5 separate regions of the Homo sapiens genome follow, and regions 1, 3, 4 and 5 are each linked to region 2. A link is a contact called in ENCODE Hi-C or POLR2A ChIA-PET data. All regions are on one chromosome and are shown on one strand. Each heading gives the region's core, a stretch centred on a gene start or an enhancer-like site at or near the end of the contact. The rest is flanking DNA. Distances are from core to core; before and after follow the strand shown.

The links. Hi-C counts contacts between places; a loop is a spot of excess contacts on that map. ChIA-PET counts read pairs that join two places held with the same protein, here RNA polymerase II (POLR2A). Pooled maps may share reads with other maps.
Region 1: a map of chondrocyte shows a loop between it and region 2 (2.4-fold over the local background). The contact joins the promoter of PLCE1 here to the promoter of HELLS in region 2. A Hi-C loop is called at or near these places in 1 of 168 maps with a recorded cell type or tissue (chondrocyte).
Region 3: a map of naive thymus-derived CD4-positive, alpha-beta T cell shows a loop between it and region 2 (6-fold over the local background). The contact joins the enhancer-like site here to the promoter of HELLS in region 2. A Hi-C loop is called at or near these places in 1 of 168 maps with a recorded cell type or tissue (naive thymus-derived CD4-positive, alpha-beta T cell) and 7 of 50 pooled maps. POLR2A ChIA-PET finds 5 or more read pairs at or near these places in 2 of 52 experiments (HCT116 and naive thymus-derived CD8-positive, alpha-beta T cell).
Region 4: a map with no recorded cell type shows a loop between it and region 2 (10-fold over the local background). The contact joins the promoter of PDLIM1 here to the promoter of HELLS in region 2. A Hi-C loop is called at or near these places in 6 of 37 single-sample maps with no recorded cell type and 9 of 50 pooled maps. POLR2A ChIA-PET finds 5 or more read pairs at or near these places in 1 of 52 experiments (activated naive CD8-positive, alpha-beta T cell).
Region 5: a pooled map shows a loop between it and region 2 (14-fold over the local background). The contact joins the enhancer-like site here to the promoter of HELLS in region 2. A Hi-C loop is called at or near these places in 5 of 37 single-sample maps with no recorded cell type and 14 of 50 pooled maps. POLR2A ChIA-PET finds 5 or more read pairs at or near these places in 2 of 52 experiments (GM12878 and WTC11).

Annotation. Positions count from the first base shown.
Region 1 is chr10:93,992,601-93,997,672 of GRCh38, reverse strand. It overlaps PLCE1 (phospholipase C epsilon 1), which reads right to left and starts at 3,742. Exons shown (of 33, transcript NM_016341.4): 1 at 3,415-3,742. It overlaps LOC105378438 (a long non-coding RNA gene), which reads right to left. Exons shown (of 4, transcript XR_946215.2): 4 at 3,954-4,453. RefSeq lists a silencer at 3,639-3,928.
Region 2 is chr10:94,543,893-94,548,806 of GRCh38, reverse strand. HELLS (helicase, lymphoid specific) reads right to left here and starts at 3,019. Exons shown (of 22, transcript NM_018063.5): 1 at 2,855-3,019; 2 at 2,309-2,430. The coding sequence starts at 2,885. RefSeq lists enhancers at 2,090-2,713, 2,714-3,338, 3,876-3,925, 3,339-3,963 and a silencer at 3,086-3,165.
Region 3 is chr10:95,182,187-95,187,394 of GRCh38, reverse strand. All of the region lies in intron 3 of LOC107984257 (a long non-coding RNA gene), which reads left to right. It also overlaps the pseudogene PAWRP1. Among named protein-coding and RNA genes, the nearest start is that of ACSM6, 9.4 kb to the left of the region's middle. RefSeq lists silencers at 3,172-3,221, 3,242-3,571, 3,762-4,061. Within about 2 kb of position 3,584, at least 25 of the 41 ENCODE cell types and tissues checked have a DNase peak (open chromatin) inside an H3K27ac peak, as active enhancers do.
Region 4 is chr10:95,288,879-95,294,139 of GRCh38, reverse strand. It overlaps PDLIM1 (PDZ and LIM domain 1), which reads left to right and starts at 3,137. Exons shown (of 7, transcript NM_020992.4): 1 at 3,137-3,320. The coding sequence starts at 3,225. RefSeq lists enhancers at 487-576, 4,301-4,620 and silencers at 1,067-1,136, 2,780-2,859, 2,910-3,299, 3,350-3,449, 3,470-3,579.
Region 5 is chr10:95,233,804-95,238,714 of GRCh38, reverse strand. PDLIM1 (PDZ and LIM domain 1) reads left to right here. Exons shown (of 7, transcript NM_020992.4): 6 at 30-147; 7 at 604-1,143. The coding sequence ends at 790. Among named protein-coding and RNA genes, the nearest start is that of ACSM6, 42 kb to the right of the region's middle. Within about 2 kb of position 2,299, at least 7 of the 41 ENCODE cell types and tissues checked have a DNase peak (open chromatin) inside an H3K27ac peak, as active enhancers do.

The DNA.
Region 1 (5,072 bases), core at 2,493-4,992, 550 kb after region 2:
AGGTTTCACCTAACCAAAAAAAAAAAAAAAAAAAAAAAAAGGATGGTTATTTGTTTTGGGTCATGAGCCCAGAGGTTAATGTAGGATAGCACAGTGATCAAGAGAACAGACTCTGGAGACAGCCCACTTTGACTGGCTCCTGACACTGGCACTTCCTTGCTGTGACTTTATGCAAATCACTTGACCTTTCGTTGCTTCAGTTTTCCCATCTTCAAAATGGGCATAATCATGGAAGTCCACACTCCCTAATCCAAATTCTGAGCAGCCAGCCAACTGTGATTCAGAAGCTTTATGGATTTTGTAATGGTAAAAATGCATATGCCATATCTTACATAACACTTTCAATGGTATCTGCAGCAAATAAAATATGCCCATAATTTCTGAAGTAAAAATATATGTGTAGTTCTCACCAAGTGAGAAAAATAAAGACTGTCATAACCTCACGTCACTTCAGACCAAGTTTTGTAGCCAAATTTATGAAAATCACAGTTTTTAGAGCTTTTTTGATTTTGGAAATACAGCTAAAGGATAAGATCTCTCACATTGACTGAGTAATATATAAAAATTAAATGCGTTAATTGATAAAAGTTCTTGGAGTGGTGCCTGGCATGTAGTAAGCACCATAGTGTTACCAACAACAACTTCTATTATTTTCATGTAAAATTTGGAAACTTTAAAGTTATGACTAAATTTCATTTGGAAACCAGTACACTTTGGAGATTAATAGGAATTACCCCTTTGAAACAATCCTCTAGGGAAGGATTTTCTGAGATGATGAAAATGTTCTATATCTGCACTGTCCAATACAGTAGCCACTAGCTGCATGTAGCTATCAAGCACTTGAAATATGGGTGGTTAATTTCATTTAACTAATTTCAATTCAAATGTAAATAGCCATATGTGGCTAGTGACTACCATGTTGGACAATGTAGCCTCCGAGGGCTTGGTTCCCAATCTGGCCCACGAAAATCTATTTAAGCCATAACACAGATGAATTATAGCCTCGGTAAAAACCCTGCATTCTGCATCCAGGGAGCAGAGAGGAACACATGATGCTAGAGAGAGTTCTGCCCTTCTTTGTAGGCCACATGGTTGGCCTATAACAAAATGCATCTTTGATATCGTCTTCCTCTCTTTCTCCATTCCCTACTCCTCCATCTCCAACTCTCCTCTTTGGGCCTTACATAACTAAATCACATGCTTCCCTAAAACCCTATCAGAACCTTCCACCCCTCTTCCAGAAGCACCATGTTTCCTAATCACCTGTCTTCCCTCGCCTCAACCAAACCCCTACTTGCTCAATGCCACAGATCTCAACTGAACGTTGGGAGGAAAGCAACTTCAGCAAACAAATTCACACTCTTAGCTGCTTCTACTGTTTTTGGCTTTTCCTCTGCTTCTCCTTCTGAACCCAGAAGCTCTGTTTTATTGTTCTTCCACCGCAGAAGTAGTTCCGGCAGAGAGAGAAGGCATTAAGACTAAAGCAACTGTCCTATATAGGCGCCTGTCAGCCAGGTGTGTGGAACACACACGCGCGCGCACACACACACACACACACGTGCAGCAAGCCTCACTCTGTGCAAATCCCTCCTCTTGCCCAGGCATGGGAAACGTCCCCTGCTGTCTACTTTAGAAAACTCTTCCACCATGCACAGTATTTTTTCAATCTTCTTTTATTCATTTAGAAAGTTACAGGTAACAAATTGCACATCAAACAGTTTTTTTAAAGTATACAACAAAAGCCCAGAGAAGAATGTGACTAAGAATGGTTGTAAATAGAAAAACAAAACCAACCGCCTTCATTGGAATCTAGCTTCTAACCCACTGGAGTATGGAATTTTTAATGACAGGTCAAACTTGGACCACATCCCAGGAGTTTATGTTACTAAGAGGACTGGAAGAATGTCCCTCCAGTTCAATCTGGCTTCTTACCTGGTAAGACATGGCTCCTGGGTATAAAGGGAATTTCCCCCATGGGGCTGTAAATAAAGGATAGTGTTAATGGTAAACATTATACATTCCTCTAGCTCCTTTCAATTATATTATCTCCTTCTCCAAAGTAGATATTTATGTTGTAAAACCAAAGTCTTAAGATTTAATACTGGCCCACAATTATCTCTAGAGTCTTCTAGGTGCAAGCATTTTGCCATGAAAGCCACAGCAAATGCCTTCAGTAGGGAAAATGAGACATCTACATAAATAACTCCCAGAAGGTAGAGAGCAGAAAGGGCCCTGGAGAAAAAATGCTGCAGAAATCAGAGCAGGGGGAGGTTGGCTGTTTCAGGAAAAGCCTCACACCACCAGCAAAACACAGTTTGAAGGATGGTTAGACTTTAGAGTGGTGGATGTGGGGGAAGATGTGCCATCAGATGGTCTAGATGACAACACCATCAGACATTCTTCAGAAAAGTATTTATGAAGACATCGATGCATACAATAACCTAGAGATAGTCCACCTCTCTCCTCAATGACAACTGGGCACCTGTACAAGCACCTATGGGGTCACCTGCTTCCACCTCCCAAGTCAGGCTCTCAAAAATTCTCCCTAGTGGGGTCAAGCATTCTTGGCCTCAGTAGTGCCCATTCTGTGGCAGCGGCCCTGCCCTACCTCTACGGGGGGTATAAGAAACATGAAAACATACCAATCCTGCAGAGATCTAAAAGACCTACGGGCAAATTTTGCATAATGCAACTGAAATTATGACCTTCGTGCAAATAAAACTTTTCGAAGACGTGAATCCTACTTAACAGGTATTCAGGGAACTCACTATTTAAAATGACACTGATTAATCACTAAATGAGTCTTACACTGAATAATTGGTTAAGTCGGCTGAACTCAGTGTCTGATGGCTTAAATACAGAGCGAGGGGCGAAAGCTTCCACAAATTTACGCTGTGCACCTAACATTCGCCACGACAGAAGACTTCTTGCTCTAGTGTATTTATTACTGTAGCATTAAAGGACTTGAAGGCAAAGCTAGCTATTCTAGTTATCAGTTAGAGCGGGACCTGGTCCAATATTGTATTTTCTAGGACTTGATGTACACAAATCTCTCCAGGAACAATCTCTTGAGCACTTTCCTTGAAATACCGCTGCTAAGTACCGCCACAAAAAGAGCTTACGTTTTTCTTTGCACTGGCCACCTCCACACCGTATTCACAACACGAAGGGGCGACCTGAGGCAGGCGTCTGGAGTGAAGGCACTGGCAGGGTGTCCTTTAGCCCCTGCGAGGGCGGCCTGCATGCCCTGGAGGACCGCCCGCCTCGGGTCCCCCGGGAGCGCGAGGACACTTTTCCGCCAGGTACGCGGAGTCGGGCTGCTCCCTTAGGCGGGTCGACTGCCTTGGGAGAGAACCAGCCCATCCTTCCCTTTCTCCAGTCCTCAGGAACCGAGCTACAGAGTCGCTTCCTCACCTCTTGGCTCCTGGCGAGTCTCGCCGGCGTCCCCAAGCGCAGCGTCCCTCTGGGACCAGCCGTCCGCGCGCCTGTCGCTAGCGGCGTCGGGTGTCCCCGCTACTGTGTGTCAGCTGCAGAGCCGATGCCCAGGAACGCGCAGGAGCCAGGCAAGTGCCCGAGAGGCAGAGCCCGGGAGGCAGAGCCCGGGAGGTAGAGCCCGGGCGCGCCGCCGCTGCCCCTCCCGCCGCGCGAGCCCGCCGCCCGCCGCGTTGCCCACGTTGCCCAGCGTTACCGTGTGGACCCGCGCCGTTCACAGTCCGCTCCCGCCGAGATGTGCGCGCTGCCCGGACAGCGGCGGCTGCGCGGGCGGCAGCGGGGCCCCCGCCCTGGGCCGGGCTTTCCCAGAACTCGCCCGCCCCGGGTGAGAGGCCGCTAGCGCCACCGCGGGCGGCCGGGCGGGGGAGCGGCCTGTGCCGGGCCCGCCCCCGGCTCCTGCCGCGCGGGGAAGGCGGGCGCGGAGCGAGGACCCGGCCGCCTCCCCCGGAGCTGGCTGCTGGCGGCGCGACCCCTTCCCAGACCCCTGGCCCTGACCCCTAGGAGCCATCCTTTCTGGCGGGAGCCAGAGAGAGCGCTCCTGGGGCGCCCGGCTCCGGGAAGGGCGGGAACTCTGCACACCTCAGGCGGCGGGAATTTACTCTCACACTACCCCAGGGAACCACCCCTGGTTGACAGATATGGAAACTGAGGTTCACGGCAGATAAAGGACACGATCAAGGTCTCTGTAGTAGATGGCAGCACCAAGTCTCGAATCTGTTCTGTCACTCGTTCATTTAATACATATTCATTGAGCCCCATCAATGTGCCCAGCGTTGTGCCAGGCTCCGGAAATACTCCTTTTGCTGGTAATGGTGGCCATCCAGGACTGCGGACTCCAAATCCAGTACTCTTTCATTGCTCAAGCAAACCTGAAGATCTTCACAACTAGAAACTACAGGCTTTGCACAGAACTTCCTTAGCCGCTGGAGCGGCTTTTATGAGTCTTAGGAGAGCCAAGGACCTGGAAAAAAAAATCAAATCATCATCCTCCTCCCTTTCGCCTAAACCTGTGCCTCCTCCCTCTACCTGTTCTAATGGAAGACCGTTCCCTAGGCCTGACCTCTTCTCCTACATCCGATCAGGACCCATTCCTGTGGCCCATATCGCCTCCCACTGTCCTCTCCCTTGGACCAAATCAATCCTTCAAACCACCGCTGTATTATTCTTCCTTTTTTACAACTTTAATCTATGCAGAAAACTTCACTGGCTCCCTATTGCCCTCCAAACTAACTCTCCATGGCTGTGTAACCCAGCATGCCCTGGCTAATAAGGATCACCCAACAGAATGTCTCTCCCACTCTAGCTCTGTACCTGAACTTAAGCTGAGCCTTCTACCTGGAGCATCTCCTCCCACACACTTTCCTCCTGCTCATGTTTGACCCTTTCTTTCGGGTCCCTCTTAAAAGTGATCTCTCCTTCTTGGAGGCTCCAGAACACAGGAGAGGTTGGAGCAAGAAAGCACAGGAGGCCCAAAGAATCCTGCTGTTAAGAAAAATCTGCCAGTCTGGTCCTTAAACTGTCTTGCTGTTTTCTCACCACTAGGACTTTAATGAAAACTAACATGATTGCCTCCCTGGAGA
Region 2 (4,914 bases), core at 1,770-4,269:
GGCCAAACTGGTCTCGAACTCCTGACCTCAGGTGATCCACCCGCCTCGGCCTCCCAAAGTGCTGGGATTACAAGCGTGAGCCACCATGCCAGGCCATGAAAACAGCCATATACTTTTTTAATGGAAGGATTAAAAATTACTCTTTAGGTTCTATGATGCATAATTATTAAATTTAGGACTAACTGCAAAATGTTTGTTCATAAGCTTAAAAATGTCATTAAAAGTAGCAGGTCATTTGACCTCAGCAAATATATAAAATACTACATATTTGACTTATCTTTTTTAAATGTGAAGTGTTTCTTCCTTGAATGAATAATACCTTCTGAAAATGTACTGTTGTCATATCTCAGGCATATCTTTCTTTAAATGCTATTTCCCTACCCAACACTCATAATGGGTATATGAAGAAACAAGATAAAACTGAAGATACATTACTCAAGACAAAATTATCACATCCCTCTTAGACTTCTTCAGTTGATTCCATTCTGGGCACTTGCCCCAGAATTTATACTTTATAATTCATCTGGTTATATAGCTAATAAGTATATTTAGTATATGTATATAATCTTGTATATTATAAAATACCATTTTATCATCGTTAGCTATTCAATAAGCACTTACTGATTGCCTACTATGTGCCAGGTGCAAAGCCTACAAAAACAAAACAGCAAGTGATGCACCCTCAAGAAACAAAGTGAGAAAGAATCAAAAAGTAGTATGAAGTATTTATCATTACTTATTTGGTCATGGTAAATTCTGTGTAATAAAGTACTATGAAAATTCAAAGAATGAGAAAAGGTGGTTCAGGTCAGACCTCTCAATTCTGTTAATTCACATCTACCCTGAAGCAAAAAGTATTGATGTTACTTAAAGAAAATTTGTTAATATATTACCTTAACTGGTTATAGTCAACCAGAGATCATCAGTAATAACGGAAGGAGTATTACTGGAGTGGAACTATAGCATGGTAGTTAAAAAATGTGCATTCTAGAACCACATGGCCTACACTGGAATGTTAGCTCTGCCATTTACCAACTGTGGCACCCAAACAACCTCTATGTGCCTCAGTTTCCTCATCTGTAAAATAAGATGACTAATAAAACCTATTTGGTTGTGTAGTTCAATAATAGCAATTGTTTATACTAGTAATTAAACTAGTAAGTTTAATAGCAGTAATAGTAATAATGAACATCTACTTTACAGAATAGTTGAGGATTCAATGAGTAAATACATATAAAGCATTCAAAACAATGCATGACTCCTAATAAATGTTCAAGAAGTATTAACAATGCTGACAAAAAAATTATTGTTGACATAACAGGGAACCAACGGCCTCATTACTCGTTTTTGGAATGCATTATTTTCCAACTTAAGTAGTTTTATAATCATGAGTTAATTCACTATTATTAAGGACAGAAATTCTGCAGGCAGCCTGAGTTGAAATTTGACTTCAACACTTACTATGTGCCCTTCTCCCTCAGTTTCTTCATTTGTAAATGAAAATAACAAAAAATAACCTATATCATAATATCGGTAGAGTTTAATAAATTAATAAAGCACAAGAAAACCACGTACTAGGCAGTACTTAAGAGTCAACGATCATTCTTTTTCTTGCATATGAATCAAGCAGCAGGGTGGGGCTTTAGAATAAACAAGAATTTTTCAGGTTAAAAACTGTTTTTAGTAACTTACAAAATGCTCTCTACAAGAAAACTACAGCAACTTGTCATTGAAAAAGTACGGCACATTTTTAGCTAAAGAATCTTATGTAGCAATACACAGGCCATGAAACCAAAAGAAAAACAAACAGCAAGTTGATCACTTAGGTGGAAAACAGCACTACAGTATAAGGAAATCATTAGACTTGGATTCCAGCCCAGCCTTTGATTGATGCTAACTTCTCCTGCCCTCAGTCTAGTACATTACTTCTGCAGGTTTTAGCGATTCCTGTTTGCCATGAGACATACATTTAAGGTAATTTTTAAAGGAAATAAGGATGACAAACGAAAAAACTCACTATGGACTTTGAAAGACTTTTCATGGCTAAACAAGCAATCTGAAATGCTCATTTAAAAGTGATGGGACTACCAAGACTACATCTCATAGAAACACACCATTCAAAGCACTTGCGAAAGGATTCTCAAAGGCAATATCTGTAAACATACAAAAAAGACAAGTAATAAAGCTGTTTTCTTTCAGTTATTAAAAAGCCCACTAAATAGGAAAGCAAAGAACACAAACCACACCTCCGGGTTAAAGCCGAGGTTACCACAGGCTTTCACGACGACGAACCTGATGCCTAAATTACCTTTTCCAGCATCTTCCGCTCTCTCTCTAGTCCAGCAGCTTCAAGCTGTTCTTCCTCTTCTAGCATGGCCGGGGTAATCACAGCAGTGTCCAGTTGTTCAACCATTGCTGGAGCCTCCGAGCCTGACGGGGGAGAAAGCTTTCAAATTGCAGTTTTAAAAAAATTACCAACTACTCAACTCCAACAAGAAACAGCCTTTCTCCCACCCGAGATGCACTGGAGCAAAAGCTGAAGACCGAGGGGACGCCAGCATCACCTCTCAGAAGACACCGTAAGTCTTCACAATGTCTACAAGTCGCCTGGACCACAGTTTACAACTCGGGATGCTCGGGAAAATGCAGTTGCCTATGTGAAATCTTCACCGGCATGCTAATACGTGCGATTCCGGGGTGTCCTCCACTCACCGTTGCAGTTTCCCAACCCTCCTTTCCTCCTCAGTCCCTGCCCGGGGTCGGCTCCCTCCCCGAAACTCCGCCGCAGCCTCCATGCTTGCCCACCTCAGCCCCGCAGGCTGCCACCCGCGCCCAAAAGGTTTTCCTCACTCACCGCCGCTGCCCGCGGGCCGTTCCGCTGGCATGCCTGGACACTCACCCGGGAACCGGGTCCCCTCCTCTCAGAGCCTGCAATGCCGCGAGCTAACTCCTCACAACCGCTGCCGGCCCAGCCTTCTAGCCAAATCCCCCGCCAGGGAAAAAAGCGCGCTTCTCCTTCGCGGGAAAATCCTGTCATCTCGCGATACCTTACATTCCCCACCCGCCCTCCCGCCCCGCTGCGCGAGATTTGGCGCAGCTTGCGGTTTTCGTCAGGACTGACCTGTGGCAACCGTAAACCTTTACCTGGACCTCTCTCAGGAGGAAACTGGGTCCCGCTGCCGAACTCAGCCTGTAACTATCCTGTGAGATTGGGCGAGGTGGCCGATCGTGGAGAACCCAGTTTCCTCACATATCTGGTTCCGAACTACGCAATTAAAGTTTGATAGTGCTGTTAATACTTTGCAAGGCGCCTTCCAACGCTGGCTGCTGTGATTGAGCACCCGCTAGCCCATGATCCTGTAGGTAGAGACGTCTGCGTATCTGCACGAGGATGTCAGAAACAGAAACATTTTTATAGGGCCAGCCTCGCCGCACCCGCAGCGCGCGGCTCACATCTTAAGTGAAAAATCCCCCAAAATGACAAAGAGGAGGGCTTTTTTGTGGGTGGGACGGGAGAGAGAAGGAACAGGAAATTAAGATTATGACTGGGTTAAAGAAAGCTGTTTAGGATAAGGGCAAGCTGAAAGAAGTGATGGACCAAGCGGAGTGGCCAGCAGAAGGAAGATTCAGGAAACCAAACAGGATTCATTCATTCGAGTGGGCAGTGAAGGAAGGAGCGGAGCTTTTCTTGTCCCTGGTTTTCACTTCAGCTTTCAATTCCTCCTTTTCTTGTTTGCATTCCTTTTCAACTATTTCCTTTGTCTCCCTCTCCAGGGCTCCCTTTCCCACCTCCAATTTCTTAAGATGTATGGCATTAAATATACCTACCATGTAACCACCCGTTTCCTTCATTTTGACTCCCACAACTTGTATGATTGTGTCTATACAAAATTTAAGAGTTTACAAGCCGGGTGCGGTGACTCACGCCTGTAATCCCAGCACTTTCGGAGCCCAAGGCGGGTGGATCACGAGGTCAGGAGTTCAAGACCAGCCTGGCCAAGATGGTGAAACCCTGTCTCTACTAAAAATACAAAACAGCCGGGCACGGTGGCAGGCGCCTGTAGTCCCAGCTACTCGGGAGGCTGAGGCAGGAGAATCGCCTGAACCTGGGCGGCAGAGGTTGCAGTGAGCAGAGATCGCGCCATTGCACTCCAGCCTGGGCAACAGGGAGAGACTCCGTCTCATAAAAAATAGAAACGAAACCTAGTCTCTATATTTTATTTTATTAAGATAGGGTCTCACTCTGTCGTCCAGGCAGGAGTGCAATGGCACGATCTCTGCTCACTGCAATCTCCACCTCCTGGGCTCAGTTGATCCTCCCACCTCAGCCTAGCAAGTAGCTGAGACTACAGGTGCGTGCCACCACGCCCGGACATTTTAGTGTCGGACATTAGCCCATTCCAGGCTAATTTTTGTTGGTTTGGGGTTTTTGTGTGTTTTTGTTTTTTGGTAGAGACGGTTTTTCGCCATGTTATCTAGACTGGTCTCGAACTCCTAGGTTCAAGGGATCCTCCCAACTCGGCCTCCGGAAGTGCTGAGAGTGCAGGCGTGACACATTGTGCCTGGCCCCTACAAACATTTCCAAAATTAGCCGGCTGTGGTGGCACATGCCTGTGGTCCTAGTACTTGGGAGGCTGAGGTGGGAGAATCACTTGATCCCAGGTGGTCAAGGCTGCAGTGAGCCGAGATTGTAACACTGCACTCCAGCCTGGGTGATAAAGCTACACTTTGTCTCAAAAAAAAAAAAAAAAAAAAAAAAAAAAAAAACCATGGGAATAAAGGGAAATCTTGAGTTGCTTCAAGGGAAATTCCAGGAACCTAGCTAGCCCTGACAAGTAAATAAGCAACTTGATAAGGAAGAAGGTAATGGTAGCCTAAAACAACAGCCCAGGAAGTTAGATTCAGGAGATGTTT
Region 3 (5,208 bases), core at 2,335-4,834, 640 kb before region 2:
CCAAATGCTCAAAGATGCTAGGAAAAGAGAGGTTAGATGACCTATGAAAAATGCAGCCAAGATAGAAGCAACAACAACAACCAACAACAAAACCCCCAAAACTCTAAGAATAAACGTTTTCAAGACATTTGCCCTTTTAAAAGACTCAAAGGAAACAGAATAGGTTCTTTTGATTGGAAGTATTCAATTGGCCTAACACTGCCTAAATGATAGGGTTGTTCCTGAACACTGGACCTTTCCAGATCCCTCCATAGGTATCTGGGCCATGGTGATCAGAAGAAATTTATTAATACTTATCTTAATGGGAAGTGTCTGATCAACTCCCTTTTTCTCTTTCTCTCTCCCTGCCTTGGGTAAATCAAGAGATGACAAGTGACACATTTCACAAAGGAAATGACAATAATAATTCACCTCCTGGTCATATGTGATTCCCCCACTACAAACATTCCAGCAGAATATAGCCATTTATTTTGGTATCTGATGGGTTTCTTAGGGCTCTCATCAAACTGGCTGAACAGGGAATCCCTAGGGGCAGCCTGCCAGAGAAGAAGAAAAGGGATGACCCAGATGTTGCTAAAAATCAACAAACTCGAAATAACAGAGTGCAAAAGACATTTCACTTTTTTTCCGTAAGTTATAGGGGGTACAGGTGGTATTTGGTTACACAGACTAGTGCTAAAACCAACGATTAAGTATTAGTGTTCTTGGAGCTGTCAAGCTTTCACAAACATAAATAATGTACTCATAGGGAAACAAGGTTCACACAGGTTGGACCCCAAACTTGCAGAACTTGAAACAGGATCTTGCAGAGGGCTTCCAAGAATGCCCATGATGATTATTAAATAAGATTCCTTATGTTTTAAAAAACAACTTTATTGAAATAGAACTCATATAGCATACAACTTCCCCATTTCAGGCATACAATTCAATGGCTTTTAGTATATTCACAAATCCTTTTTTTTTCATATATATGTACCACACTTTATCCGTTCATCCGTTGATACTTAGGTTGATTTCATATTTTGGCTGTTGTGAATAGTGCTGCAATAAACTGGGAGTGCAGATGTCTCTTCGACATACTGATTTTCTTTCTTGTAGGCATATACCCAGCAGTGGGATTGCTGAATCATATGATAGTTCTATTTTTAGTTCTTTGAGGAACCTCCATGCAGTTTTCCATAGTGGATAAACTATTTTATGTTCCTACGAAGAGTGTTTGAGCGCTCCCATTTCTCTGTGTCCTTTTCAGCATTTGTTATTTTCTGAGTTTTTGACAATTGCCATTTTAATTGAGGTTAAATTATATTTTATTGTGGTTTTGATTTGGATTTATCTGATGATTAGTGATGTTAAACATGTTTGCATATAACTGTTGGCCATTTGTGTATCTTCTCTTGGGAAATGTCTATTGAAATCTTTTGCCCATTTTTAAATTGGATTATTTGGAATTTTTGTTTTTGAGTTCTTACGTATTCTTGTTAGTGATCCCTTGTTGGATGAATAGTTTGGAAAATTTTTCTCCCATTCTGTGGGTTGTCTCTTCACTTTATTTTTATTTTTATTGATGTGAAGAAGCTTTTTAGCTTGATGTAATTCTATTTATCAATTTTTGCATTCGTTACCCGTGCTTTTGAGGTCTTACTCAGGAAATCTTTGCCTAGACCAGTGTTCTAAAGTATTTCCCCTATGTTTTCTTCTAGTAGTTTCATAGTTTCCTACATGTAAGTTTTTAATTCATTTTGATTTGATTTTTATATATGATGAGGCATAGAAGTCTAGTTTTATTCTTCACGTGTCTCATTTTCCCAGTACCATTTATTGAAGAGACCATCTGTTTCCCAAGGTATGTTCCTGGTGCCTTGGTCAAAAATGAGTTGGTTGTAAATGCAAGGATTTATTTCTGGGTTCTCCATTCTGTTTCACTGGGCCGTGAAATCCTTACTTTTCGATATTATAAGTCACCATTTTCAGCTTTCCATCCTGTCAACCTTGCTGTATTTGGGCCAAGCAGGGCATGCAGGACCCAGAACTTGGTGTGGACAGGTGGGGCCAGAGCCCCTGTAGGCTGCTCAAGAAATCTGCACTGAGGTCTGCAGGGAGGACCAAATCCCCATAGATGATTCCACAAAAACACTGTTAGGTAAACCACAGTGTGAAACAGCTTGAGAAATAGAATCTGTGTCATATCCAACATTTACTCACACTCATAACTGCATGAGCGGGATACTTGAGCAGGAGGACCCAGAAGAACACCCTCTTCACCTGCATGTCCAGGTCCCCTTTGTGTCACCTAGGGCAAGAGGCTGGAAGGAGAGGCATCTGGGATAGGGGCAGGCTATGGTCGGGGCAGTGGGGTGGTAGGACCTGGACAGTGGGGGTGGTGGGGTTAGTGAAAGGTCTGGGGCAGGGCAGAGATCAGGAGGAACAGCATTCCAGCAGGGCTGGGAGACATGTCAGTAGGTTGGCAGACACAGGAGCAGGTGGCCTGGGACTCAGAGGAGCAGCTGGAGTTGGAGGAGAAGGGCTCTGTTTTCCTCCAGTCTTCTGCTTGGCTGCTGCATTAGCACCCCACTGCACCCCCAACACTCGTCTCTCCCTTGCCCTCACTTCCTGAGTCTTAAAACCAATTCCTTCATCCCCAGCATGCACCTTCCTAAGGACAGTTCCCCTCTGGATCCTTCCTAAGGTTCTAACTATTTATTTATTTATTGAGACAAGGCTTGCTCTGTCGCCCAGGCAGGAGTGCAGTGGCACCATCTCGGCTCACTGCAACCTCCGCCTCCCGGGTTCAAGCAATTCTCCTGCCTCAGCACACCCTAGTAGCTAGGATTACAGGCGCGCGCCACCACGCCCGGCTATTTTTTTGTATTTTATTTAGAGACGGGGCTTTGCCATGTTGGCCAGACTGGTCTCGAACTCCTGACGTCAGATGATCTACTCGCCTCTGAGCTTCTGATTTTTAATCCTTCCTAGCCCAGCTCCCCGCCATCCCCCCACCCCCGCCGTCCCCCCATTCTGCCTCACTTCCTCCTTTCCTGATTCCCACAATTTCCCACAATCAGTCTTGGCCTCAGATTCCCACCCTTCAGGTGCCAGGGTTCCTTGGGTCCTCCATCTCCCCTGATCCTCTCTGATTAGGGGCACGGGGTGTGAGTTGGAATTAAAGCCAGCGTTTGAGTCCTGGGGCTGGATTCTGCATTGGGTTCCGTTGTGTCATTGCACCTTCTCGTTTCCGCTCTTTCTGCCCTGCTTCCTCATCTTCAAAGTCATCTAAGATCCGCCAGCGGATGCTGACCCAGCCCGTGGAGCGCCGCTTCTCCGCACCTGCTGCTTCTCCATCTCTCCATCTTCTGCTCCTGGCCTTTTCCTGGCACTGGAGCCCGAGCTCTGAGCTCTTGCCCTTCTCTGGGGCCCCGTCCTGCTCCTCCTCGTCACCCTGGGGCGGCGGCCGGGGCCCCACGGGTCAGCGTGGCAGGGCCGACGGCGCAGTTCTCGCCCCGGGGCGGCGGCGGCGGCAGGTGCGGTGGGAGCGCCGCCTGGAGGTTGGTGTGGCGCTCATTGGTCGCGGAGGCCGCCGAGGTGTCCAGCGCCCAGGACCTGGGCTTCCTGTCTGCGTCGCTGCTGCCCCCTGCTGGGGCGGCGGGGCCCGGGTTCCGCTCTGCGGCGTGTTTTTGCGGGGCGCCTTCGCTCCTCCGGGAAGTCGGCGGTGCAGCCGCGGAGGCCGTTGTTGCTCTGGTAGCCGGTGGTTGTTTCATTCCCCTAGGGGCCGGCCGGGCTTTCGCCTCAGGCCGCCCACACCGGCTCCGGCCGCCGCCGCCTCTCGCTACCCGCGGCCCGGAGGAGGCGAGGGAACGACCTCCAGGCGCAGGGCGGCCGCCGCTCCCTCAGCAGCCGGCGGGGCAGAGGGAAAGACGCCGGGAAGCGTAAGGTCCCCGCCAGGCCCGAGGGTCGCCACGGACTTTGCCCTCTGGTTCCTGCCCAGGAGCAGCTGCCAGGTCCCCTCCCTGCCAAGCTTCTCCCCGAAAAGTTCTAAGGTTGTCAGGTCCGCCAGGAAGTGACATTTTTCTCCCCTCACTGTAAGGCTGGAAACTCTTGAATCCGGGCATTTTATGCATATTCTTAAATATGATGTTTCAGTCAAAGCCTTGATAATATAACCAATATTTCCGATTTTATCCTGCTTATAAAGAGCCGATATGTAAACGAAAATTAGAATATTTGTGAATAGTTTCCAAATTTTGGAGGGATCAAGTAGGGAGAAAAACCAAATGCTTCCACCTTTGTTTACAAGTGTGCTTTACCAAACTGATGTAAATTATAGATAACATCTGTGAGAAACCTTTCTTAAATCTAGAATACAACCAACAGTGTTTTAAATAAAAGTTATAAAAATATTATCTTAATTTCATAGATTTTTTGTTTTGCTTGATCTTGCTTAGCAGTTTTTTGAACCCTTAAGTTTATTAGAGTTCTAGGAATTTGTGTTTAGTTTATTTTTTTAAAACATTTGTTTTAATATATTTAAAGGGTATAAGTACAAGTTTCTTACATGCCTATATTGCATAGTGGTAAAGGCTGGGGTAGTTTATTGATCTGAAAGTTATCAGAAACCTGTGTTCAAGAGGACCTGTTAAGAGTTTTTTCCATGAAAAGCAAATTTGGACTATCGCTGATCGCAAATATTTTTCGAATTCAAAGCAGAACTGTGGATGATGGAAACAGAATAGCTATGATGAAAATCTGATGAAAGTTCCCAATTGACAAGGAAATTTAGTTACTTCTCTTACGTGCAGCATGTTAAGACAATAACCAGAATCATGACTGACAGCATCACATCAGGACCACCAGGCTTTTATAAATTTCATACAATCTTCAGAATGCATTAATAACATATTTATACAAATGTAACTTTAGCAAATATTTAGCGTAACAATCAAAATTATGAATCATTAAATTTTTATAAGTTTATATAATTTTTGGAACATGCGTGTCAATAACATACCTATAAATGTAACTGAAGTGGGATCTAATATCACATAATTTGACAATGCTCTCCCATGCAGTATCACAACATTTGACAATGCCCGCTCATACAGTCTACCAAATCTAATAATTTAATATCTCTACAAGGTGAGAGATCCATTCTTTAGACTCTCCAGGGACCCAGCTGAACAGTCCCGAAGTTAATTTTAAGACTTAATTTAGGAT
Region 4 (5,261 bases), core at 1,888-4,387, 750 kb before region 2:
TACTTTCTCTTAATTTCAATAGGTAGATAAGCTTTTATTTTTTAACACGGTATACGAATAATTTTGTTGCACTCTTTTTACATATTTTGAAAACACATTTCCCTGTCTCTTCACAGTCTTCCTGGTTATTTTCATGCTGCATACTCTTCCCTCTTACGGCCATACCATATTTAGCCACTTTTCTGTTACTGGTTGATTCCAGTTTTTTGTCATTATAAATAATGCAGCTATAAATATCTGTATACATACAGCATTTTTCTTTTTAAAAATTATGTCCTTGGAATTGTTGCCCAGAAAGTGGATGACTGGGTCAAAGGGCTGACTGTTTTATAGCTCTTGTTATGTAGAGCCAGACTACAACCGAGGACATTTAAAAACAAAGCAACTGAGGACTCAAGTCTCACAGACATTTTGCTAACACATTAGTGCACTATGTCTGTATAGACTATTGTACGGAATAAACACTTATTGACACCTACTGTGATTGAGGTCCATGCTAGCAGGGCACTTGGAATGAATGAAAGGCAGTCTCTGCCTTCAGAAGCACAGAAGCTGTGACTTTTCAACCCTTTTCTCCTTCTAGGACAGAAAATATTCAAGATGGTTACACATCTAGGGACAGATTCAGAATTCGGTGATTCCTGCAAATTCTGCAGGGACTTGAAACACAGTCATGCTTTCTAATCAACAGAATCTTAAACAAAGAGAATGTATTTTTGGTGTTCATAAAGCAGGTGGCTGGTTACTGGCTATAACACCATTCTTTTTCTCAGGTTCAGGAAAGAATATCAGGTTGCAAGAGGTTGAGAGGGATGTATAATCATACAACTCCACTTTCATTTCCTTTTTTTTTTTTTTTTTTAGACCGAGTTTCGCGCTTGTTGCCCAGGCTGGGGTGCAATGGCGTGATCTCGGCTCACCACAACCTCCACCTCCCGGGTTCAAGTGATTCTCCTGCCTCAGACTCCCGAGCAGCTGGGATTACAGGCATGCGCCACCACGCCCGGCTAATTTTTGGTATTTTCAGTAGAGATGGGTTTCTCTATGTTGGTCAGGCTGGTCTCGAACTCCAGACCTCAGGTGATCCGCCCACCTTGGCCTCCCAAAGTGTTGGGATTACAGGTGTGAGCCACCGTGCCCGGCCCTCCACTTGGATTTCTAAAAGCAAACAAACTATTCCCAAACATAGGCATTTGTGCTGTCACACAATTGGACAAGCAAGATAATCTTTTTATGTGTAAATCTGTGCACAGGGCTCTTCAGTAGGTAGGCCAGGATCACAGGGAGACAGAGCTGCACAGGGAACAAACTCATTGAGCATGGGCTCTATGCCAAGCACTGTGCTGGGGCCTGGGTACCAGGATGAATGGGTGCCAAGAAAACTGCGAAGAAACTGGGCCCAGAGAGGGTAAGTGGTCCTGAGGATGGCCAATGTGTTATATACATTAAGTACTATGTGCCAGGCACTATTCTAGGCACTGGGGCACAGCAGTGATCTAAACAGATAAAAACCCCTGTCCTTATGGAATTAATGCTTAAGAGTGGGGGTGGAACAAATAAATATACAAAATATAGAGAATGCCAGATGGTGATACATACAAAAGAAAAAAATAAGGCAGGGGAAGGTAATAGAGCATTCTAGAGAGGATATCTTAAATGATGCTCAGAGATGACCTCAGAAAATGACATTTGCATTTTTTTTATTTTTTAGTTTTTGAGATAGGGTCTCACTCTGTCACCCAGGCTGGAGTACAGTTGCACGACCACAGCTCACTGCAGCCTTGACCTCTCCGGCTCAAGCCATCCTCCCACCTCAGTCTCCCTAGAAGCTGGGACAGGTGTGCCCCACCAAACCTGGTTAATTTTTATTTTTTTAAATTTTTTTGTAGAGACAGGGTCTTGCCGTGTTGCTGGGGCTGGTCTAGAATTCCTGGGCTCAACTGATCCTCCTGACTCAGCCTCCCAAAGTGCCGGGATTCCAGGCGTGAGCCACGTGTCCGGCCCCTAGAAAATGACAGAGAGTGGTGGGGATGTCTGGGAGAACAGCATTGCAGACAGGGCCCTGAGGCAAGGCCCTGAGTTAGGAGCAAGGAGCACAGCCTGGCAGACTGGGGGGCAGGTGAGGAAAGGGCAGGAGGAGTTGGGGTCAGAGAGGGAGTTGGGGCCATTCTAGGGGTGGCCTTGTAGGCATTGTAAGGATCTGGGTTTTCACTGGTGGTGAGGTGGGGACGCCATGGACAGCATGAGAAATGGTCTGGTCCGGCGTGGAGAATGCACTCCACCGGGAGGGCGTCAGGGGGAGCCTGGCTAGGAAGCTGGTGGGAGGCTGGGAATCCAGGTCCCGGACTCAGCTCTTCTTTTGCATTGACTTGGCCCTTGGCCCGCCCCAAACTTGAGGTTTGAACTGTTGAGGTCAGAACCTACCATGAACTCCAGCCTGGAGGAAAGATTTCTAGGAAGGCCTTGAAGTTCAGTTATAACCTGAGTGATGGTCTCATTAGCATTATAAAAGTTCCAGGATGGGGTTCTGCAGCACTGGGCCCGGGCAGTGGTCCAGATGCTGACGAGTGGTGTAGCGTCGGGCAAGTCTTCTCACCTACTGAGCAGACTCAGTTACTTCATCTGTAAAATGGGACTAAACGTCCCGGTTGCCTCAGCATCAAATGAGATCGTTCGAAAGCACCTTTTAAACATCATTACCGATTACAAAAAGCAAATGGGAAGTCGGAGCCGACCTCAGAGGGCTGACTTGGCACAGCACTTCAAATTTCTCGTTTTACAAAGCACGAGGCGCGAGTTTGTCTCGCTGTCAGGACCTGCTTCCCTCTCACCTAGCACCCGCCCCGGGCCCGAGAGCCGCGGTGCGGCCGTGCGTACAGGAGGGAGGGAGGCGGTGTGGGGTCCCGGGCAGAGCTGCTGAGAGCCCCGGCCCCGCATCTGACTCGCGCTCTCTCGGCGGGACTCCGGGCCAGGGCCCCCAGGCCGGCGCGCAGGGCGGGGAGCGGCTGCGGGCGGGAGGACGGGCGGGGCGGCGGGCGGCTACGCGGCCTGGGCGGAGCCGCCCCCGCCCTGGCCCTCGCGGTTGCCCTGCCCCCGCCAGCCCCAGGCTCCCCGGGCCCGCGCCGCGCCGCTCTTTCTCCGACAGCCGCCGGGGGTGCCCTGCAAGCTGTTCCGCGCGTCCTGCCCGTCTGTCCCCGCGGGTCGTCGCCCGCCACAGCCGCGCCATGACCACCCAGCAGATAGACCTCCAGGGCCCGGGGCCGTGGGGCTTCCGCCTCGTGGGCGGCAAGGACTTCGAGCAGCCTCTCGCCATTTCCCGGGTAAGAGCAGCTGGGACGTGCGTGGAAGCGGGGCGCTATGGGAGGTGATATGCGGAGACTGGGGCCCCGCGGGCGCGGTCGGGGACGGAGTCGGAACCGCAGCCGGGCGCGTCCAGGTGCGCTGTTAGTTGAGCGCTCTCCGCGCGCCCGGGCCCCGCCGCTCCCCGCCGCCCCTTCGCGGAGGCTGCGCTCCCGGGCTGGTCGGCCCGCCGCGGGCGCGCTCCGTGTCCGCCAGAAAAAAAGAAGGCAGTTTTCGTTCTTTGGCCCCGGAAGCGCGGCGGGGCGGGTGTTAGTTCTTTGTCAACCAGCGAGGGGACGAGGGTCCCCGCAGATCCCGCGCGCTGGGAGATGGCACTTCTCCCTTCTTCCCAGATCGCAGTGCAGCCGAACGCAACAGGAAAGACCTGGAAAGTGAGGTGGGGTGGGTGGGAAGTTTACTGGGGTGGGGGGCAAGTGGGATTAACCTAAAAAAACAACCGAAACACGCTCTTTGGACTTGACCCACGGCCGAGGCTCGCCCCTCGAATGGCTTTTGGAGAATGTGCTGGATTCGGGAAATAAACACAACAAACAAACTCAAGTAAACCCTCTTGGTCATTCTCCCCTCTGCAGAACGTGGCCCCGCCGTCATTCTTCCTAGCATTCCCAGATTATCTCTTTCCCCTCCCCGCACCAGCCCTTTTTTCTCAGGGCATGAGTAGATACTGCGATGGGGTGTCCACCTGGGGTGGGGTTGAGGTGCTTGAAATCTAAGAGGGGCTTCGGATCTTTAGAAGGACTCACGTTGAATCAGGGGCCACCAGAACCATTGCCCCCCTAATAAAGTGAAACCCCCAGGGAGACCCAGACTCAGTGTTCAGAGGTCTGGGCTTTGGCCATTTAATCTGGCCAAACACAGGTTGATGTCCCACTAAGAGATGTCACGTTCAGTGCTTGGGCACCAAGAAGAGACTCAGTAAGTACCTCGAATGAGGAAAGGGAGAAAAAGAAGTCCCCTTTCTCCCCACCCATGGCCACTCCTTGCCTGTAGGCGGCACATTCCATTCTTGGGCTCATCTGCCTGCTGAAGCTGCCCTTCAGCTTGTCTCCCAGACTTTCTAAACATCCTTCTTTTTCACTTGGGGTTGGGGGAAGGGTGGAGAAGAAAGGGAAATATCCTTATGGATCCTTTTGACTCAAGCTCCTGCGTCCAGCAGCTGAAGGAGTTTGGTGGGAGGTGCAGGAGAAGAATTGGTGGCCTCCTCTTGACTTGTCTGCCAGCCACAGTCCTACCCATGCTTCTTTCCCGGTTGGCCTGGCCCAGTGAGGAGGTCTTCTCTATCTCACCCCCCTAAAAGAGTAGGCGGGCCAGTTTTTGGGCCTTATCTTCCACCTGTTTGCCTCGTCCCACAGAGACCTCTGATTATTCTCAAAGGTACACACTGCCTTTCCAGCCACCAGCCTAATTCCTCAAGCGCAGGAACTGTGCCTTCCCCAGAATCGTCCCCGAGCCTGGTAGCAGACCTGTACCTGGCCGGGCTGGGTAAATCCTTGCAGGCTTATTAATAAATGCTTGTCCAGGGAGGACATTGTGTCTGCACATTTCAACTCGCTTACCTCATAGTCCATTTGTCCCTGTTCTTTGTGTCTATAATTAACCTGTCAGCCCTCTCCACTTCTGAGATTTATATATGACATGAAACCCTTTTTTAAGTAGTGGAGGATGTATTGGCAATCTGTTAAAAGGGCAGTTACTGCCTTTCACTTTAGCTGCTTTTAAAAGTCTTAATGCATGAGTGAATGATGGAATGGGGTGGAAAACACCACACTGTGAATTCATTGGTTTTTACCTTCATATATTCACTCATTTATTATTTATATTATTTATTTATGGCGTGTGCACGTGTTTAATGAGCACGTATCATATTCCAGAAACTGTGCAAACGCCTCAGAAATGAGAGG
Region 5 (4,911 bases), core at 1,050-3,549, 690 kb before region 2:
GGCCAATGACAGTGTTTTCCTCATTTCAGGGGATCCCAACAAGCCCTCAGGATTCAGAAGTGTTAAAGCTCCTGTCACTAAAGTGGCTGCGTCGATTGGAAATGCTCAGAAGTTGCCTATGTGTGACAAATGTGGCACTGGGATTGTGTGAGTATCTGCTTCCCACAGCCTTTGCAGACCCTGCAGGTTGGGTAAACCATGAAAATGTGGAAAGTGCTGGATGTTGCACATTTTGCTTGTGAGGGAGACAAATCCCTCCTGGAAAAATGCAACAGAGAGGCCAGAAAGGTCCTGTGTCCCAGAGCCAGGTTGTGAAGGTTTTCCTTCACTGCGGAGCCCTTAGGTTATGAACATGTAAAATGAGAAAAATCAGGGCTGCCCTGTTGAAGTAGGAGGGGTTTTTGGAAAAATGTCTCTGGACCCTGGGAAGGAGAAGCAAGTCCCTTATGATTGGAGGCCAGTTGGGAGGCCCTGGTTTCCCCTGTGATGGGTTCCTGGGGAGAAGCCCCAGGCCCCTGCTCAGGAAGGATGGTGCCACCTGCTCAGGTGCCACCTGCAGGTGCTTGTCACTGATGGAGTCCCTTCCCTCCCTTGCTTCTGTAGTGGTGTGTTTGTGAAGCTGCGGGACCGTCACCGCCACCCTGAGTGTTATGTGTGCACTGACTGTGGCACCAACCTGAAACAGAAGGGCCATTTCTTTGTGGAGGATCAAATCTACTGTGAGAAGCATGCCCGGGAGCGAGTCACACCACCTGAGGGTTATGAAGTGGTCACTGTGTTCCCCAAGTGAGCCAGCAGATCTGACCACTGTTCTCCAGCAGGCCTCTGCTGCAGCTTTTTCTCTCAGTGTTCTGGCCCTCTCCTCTCTTGAAAGTTCTCTGCTTACTTTGGTTTTCCCTCTGCTTGTAAAACATTGAGTCCCCTCCCTGCCTTGGTTAATTGACTCACACCAGCTGTGCGATGCCCGCTTTTACAATTAAAGGAAAACTGTTTTGTTCAGTGTCACCTTGTCAGCAACACTGTGTCCCTTCGCCCCACCGTTCTTCTCTGCTGCATTTGGACATCAGCCAAATTTGAACCCAATCAAATATAACGTGTCTGACACTGATTTTGTTTTTACTCAATAAATGTATAGACTACAAAGCAGTGTGGTGTCTGTTATCTGATTATGTGTCCCATTTCCTACTCAAGCCTGATGAGATTTCTGAGGCCTGTCTTCTTGTTTTGGGTTTCTTGTTTCTCTCAGATTTACTGGCCTTTCCCCCGCAACTTGCATCTTAACAAGCTCTGTTCTTACATTTCTTCGAAGCTTGCTTGAAATCCTCTTTCTGTAAAGCTAATATAAGATACCTAGCTCTGTTTTTTTTTTGTTTTTGGAGACGGAGTCTCGCTATGTCGCCCAGGCTGAAGTGCAGTGGCGCTATCTCGGCTCACTGCAAGCTCCACCTCCTGGGTTCACGCCATCCTCCTGCCTCAGCTTCCGGAGTAGCTGGGATTACAGGCACCTGCCACCACGCCCGGCTAATTTTTTTGTATTTTTAGTAGAGACGGGGTTTCACCACATTAGCCAGCATGGTCTTGATCTCCTGACCTCGTGATCCGCCCGCCTTGGCCTCCCAAAGTGCTGGGATTACAGTCGTGAGCCACCGCGCCCGGCCCCTAGCTCTGTTTTAATGAAATCAAGTTTTCTTTGCATTGGGCTGTTCTGAGGCTTATCTGAGGAAATGAATGCTTCCCAAATAATAGGTGGGAGCATTAGCAGTTGGCTTGGAAACATTCCCTAGTAAGTCCCTCTTCAGGCTGGTTGCTGACATCACAGCTGCTCCCCTTCATGAAGGGCAGCAACCTCAGGAAAGTGTCCAGCAGCAGCAGAGAGCCCAGGACATGGCCACTGTGTCCTCCTCACAGAGGAGACTGAGGACCCTGGCTGCTAAGAACGAGTCCTGAGTCAAGATCTGAGGTCACCACAGTTTATCTCCTGGTGACTAATCCCTCATGGGCTCAGTGGTGCCCCCATCCCTCCAGACACTGAGACTAAGTGATTGTTATGAGAGGCGGACAGGGTACTCCAAGCAACCCTCTTTCCTCCAAAGGAGCAACCATCTATTCTTGAGCAGTGCTCACCACCCTTGGTAATAGTTCATGACCTTTCATTATGAATGCACTAACATGGTACATACTCTAATAGTAAGAATTGTAATCAGTACCAGGATTTCATACCACAGACTCTGAAGCCAGAATGTACGATGGACAGTTCATGCACGTGAGCTGTTGTAGTGCCACAACAAGCAGAACTGAAACTGTTCAGGCAGAAAATCATGTCATGTTAAAGCTCTCGATTTCTTTTTTTTATTTTTTGGCAGTTAATGAGTTCTTACTTTAAACCCCATCTGTTTCTACGCTTATAAAAGTCAAGGTGGCTTAAACTATGCAATTCTTAGAAATCAACATAAAATGAAAAGTCTCTGAACCACAGCAGGTCTGACTCATTTACAAAGACATTAACAGTCATGATTTGGATTTTGATTGTAAGGAATAGATGAGTCATGGATACTTAGAACTTTCTCTAATCCCTCTCCTCAGATAATGTGCCAATCAAATGTCTGACATTTGTCAGTATTACTTCTTAGGTGTGGGTCTTTCATACAGATATCTTGCTTCCAGGGGAGGCCAAACACCAACAGCTTCAGGTGACCATTATTACTATTCAATATAGCCTGTATGAGGAGTTCATTTCCTGACTGAATGAAACAGAATGTCAGCATTACCACCCCTAAGTGCCAGTTGTGTTATGTGGCAAAGAAGCCCTTCCCTTTTGCCCCCAGTATTTGGCACATACAAATATTTACTGCTCTGCCGGGCGTGGTGGCCCATGCCTGTAATCCCAGCACTTTGGGAGGCTGAAGTGGGTGGATCACTTGAGGTAAGGAGTTTCAGACCAGCCTGGCCAACATGGTGAAACCCTGTCTCTACTAAAAATACAAAAGTTCGCTGGGCATAGTGGTGCATGCCTGCAGTTCCAGCTACTCTGGAGGCTGAGGCAGGAGAATCACTTGAACCTGGGAGGTAGAGGTTGCAGTGAGCTGAGATTGTGTCACTGCACTCCAGCCTGGGTGACAGAGTGAGACTACGTCTCAAAAAAAAAAAAAAAAAAAAAAAAAAAAATTACTGCTGAGAGCAATTTGAGATTTGGCCTATTTTTTGTGCTTCATGCCTACCATATTTATCTGATTGTTTCTCTTTCATGCTTCCTCTAAAATGAAAAGATTGGAAGGAACAGTCTAACTCTGTAGCCATCTTTAATTACTAAGCTTTCAGAAAATTTCTTGAAGAGGAAAAACTCAGCCAGAGTCATGCAGACTGTGATCAAGCTGTTTTCTCTGACTTGGTATGCTCTTCCTGCACCCCTTGATTACTTTTAACATTTAATAAATTTCTGTTGTCTTTCGAGATTGAGCCACCTCCTCCTCCAGACAGGCTTCCTGACTGCCCAGCATGACTTGGATGCCACTCTCCTATGCTTCCATACCCAGGGGACACCTTCTTGGCATGCATCACACAAGACACTAATCACTCATCTCGTGAAAGGAAAGAAGCCTTGCATGAGAGCTGATCCTTTGTCTTTTTCAGCCTTTTCTCCTCGGCACTCAGCTCAGTACCTTGCTAGTGGCAGATAGTCCACAAGCTTGGTAAATCTGTAAATGGGTGATTGCTGCTTCATCGCTGTCCAATAGAAGTATGATGCAACGCATGAATGTAATTTAAAATTCTCTAGTAGCAATGTGAAAAGACAAAAAAAGCAGGTAAAATTAATTGTAATAATACCTTTTTTTTTTTTTGAGACAGAGTCTAGCTCTGTCGTCCAGGCTGGAGTGCAGTGGCACAATCTTGGCTCACTGCAACCTCCACCTCCCAGGTTCAAGCCATTCGCCTGCCTCAGTCTCCCAAGTAGCTGGGATTACAGGCGCGCACCACCATGCCTAGCTAATTTTTGTATTTTTAGTAGAGAAGGGGTTTCACTGTGTTGGCCAGGCTGGTCTCGAACTCCTGACCTTGTGATCCACTCACCTCGGCCTCCCAAAGTGCTGGGATTACAAGTGTGAGCCACCACGCCCGGCCAGTAATACTTTCTTTTTTATATTTTTTGAGACAAGGTCTTGCTCTGTCACCCAGGCTGGAGTGCAGTGGCACAATCATGGCTTCCTCGACCTCCTGGTCTCAAGTGATCTTCCCACCTCAGTCCCCTGAGTAGTTGGGACTACAGGCACAAGTCGCCGTGCCTGGCTAATTTTTATATTTTTTAATAGAGGTGGGGTTTTGCTATGTTGTCCAGGGTGATCTTGAGCTCCTGGGCTCAAGCGATCAGCCCACCTCAGCCTCCCAGAGTGCTGACATTACAGGTGTGAGCCACCGTGCCCGGCCAATAATACATTTTATATAATACTATATATCCAAAGTATTATCATTTCAACATTTGTCACAAGCCACATTTCAAGTGCTCAGTAGACACATGGGGGTAGTGGCTACTGTATTGGACAACACAACTTTAAACACACCTTAAAACAAAGACATCTTGGATTTCTGTTTCCCTTCAAGGCTGCCAGCTTTGATCTGGCCCAGAGCAGAAAAGTGATCTGCAGCAGGTGCAGGCTATAGTGGAAGTGGCTCTGTGCTTGGTTCATGTGATCTAGGAGACCCTATGATGTCAGAGTTTTCAAGATGGTACACCAGTGGGAGAATAAAAACCCAAGCCCCTTGGGTTCTAGAACAAGACTGCCATCTGCAGTACAGAACTTTATGCTTTTCATAAAATAACTCCTGGCATTCTTCCACAGCTTGGATAGAGACAAAGCCCCTGACCATGGGACATCAGGTGGCAGAACTGCCCATCATGATTTGGGTTCTCTCATT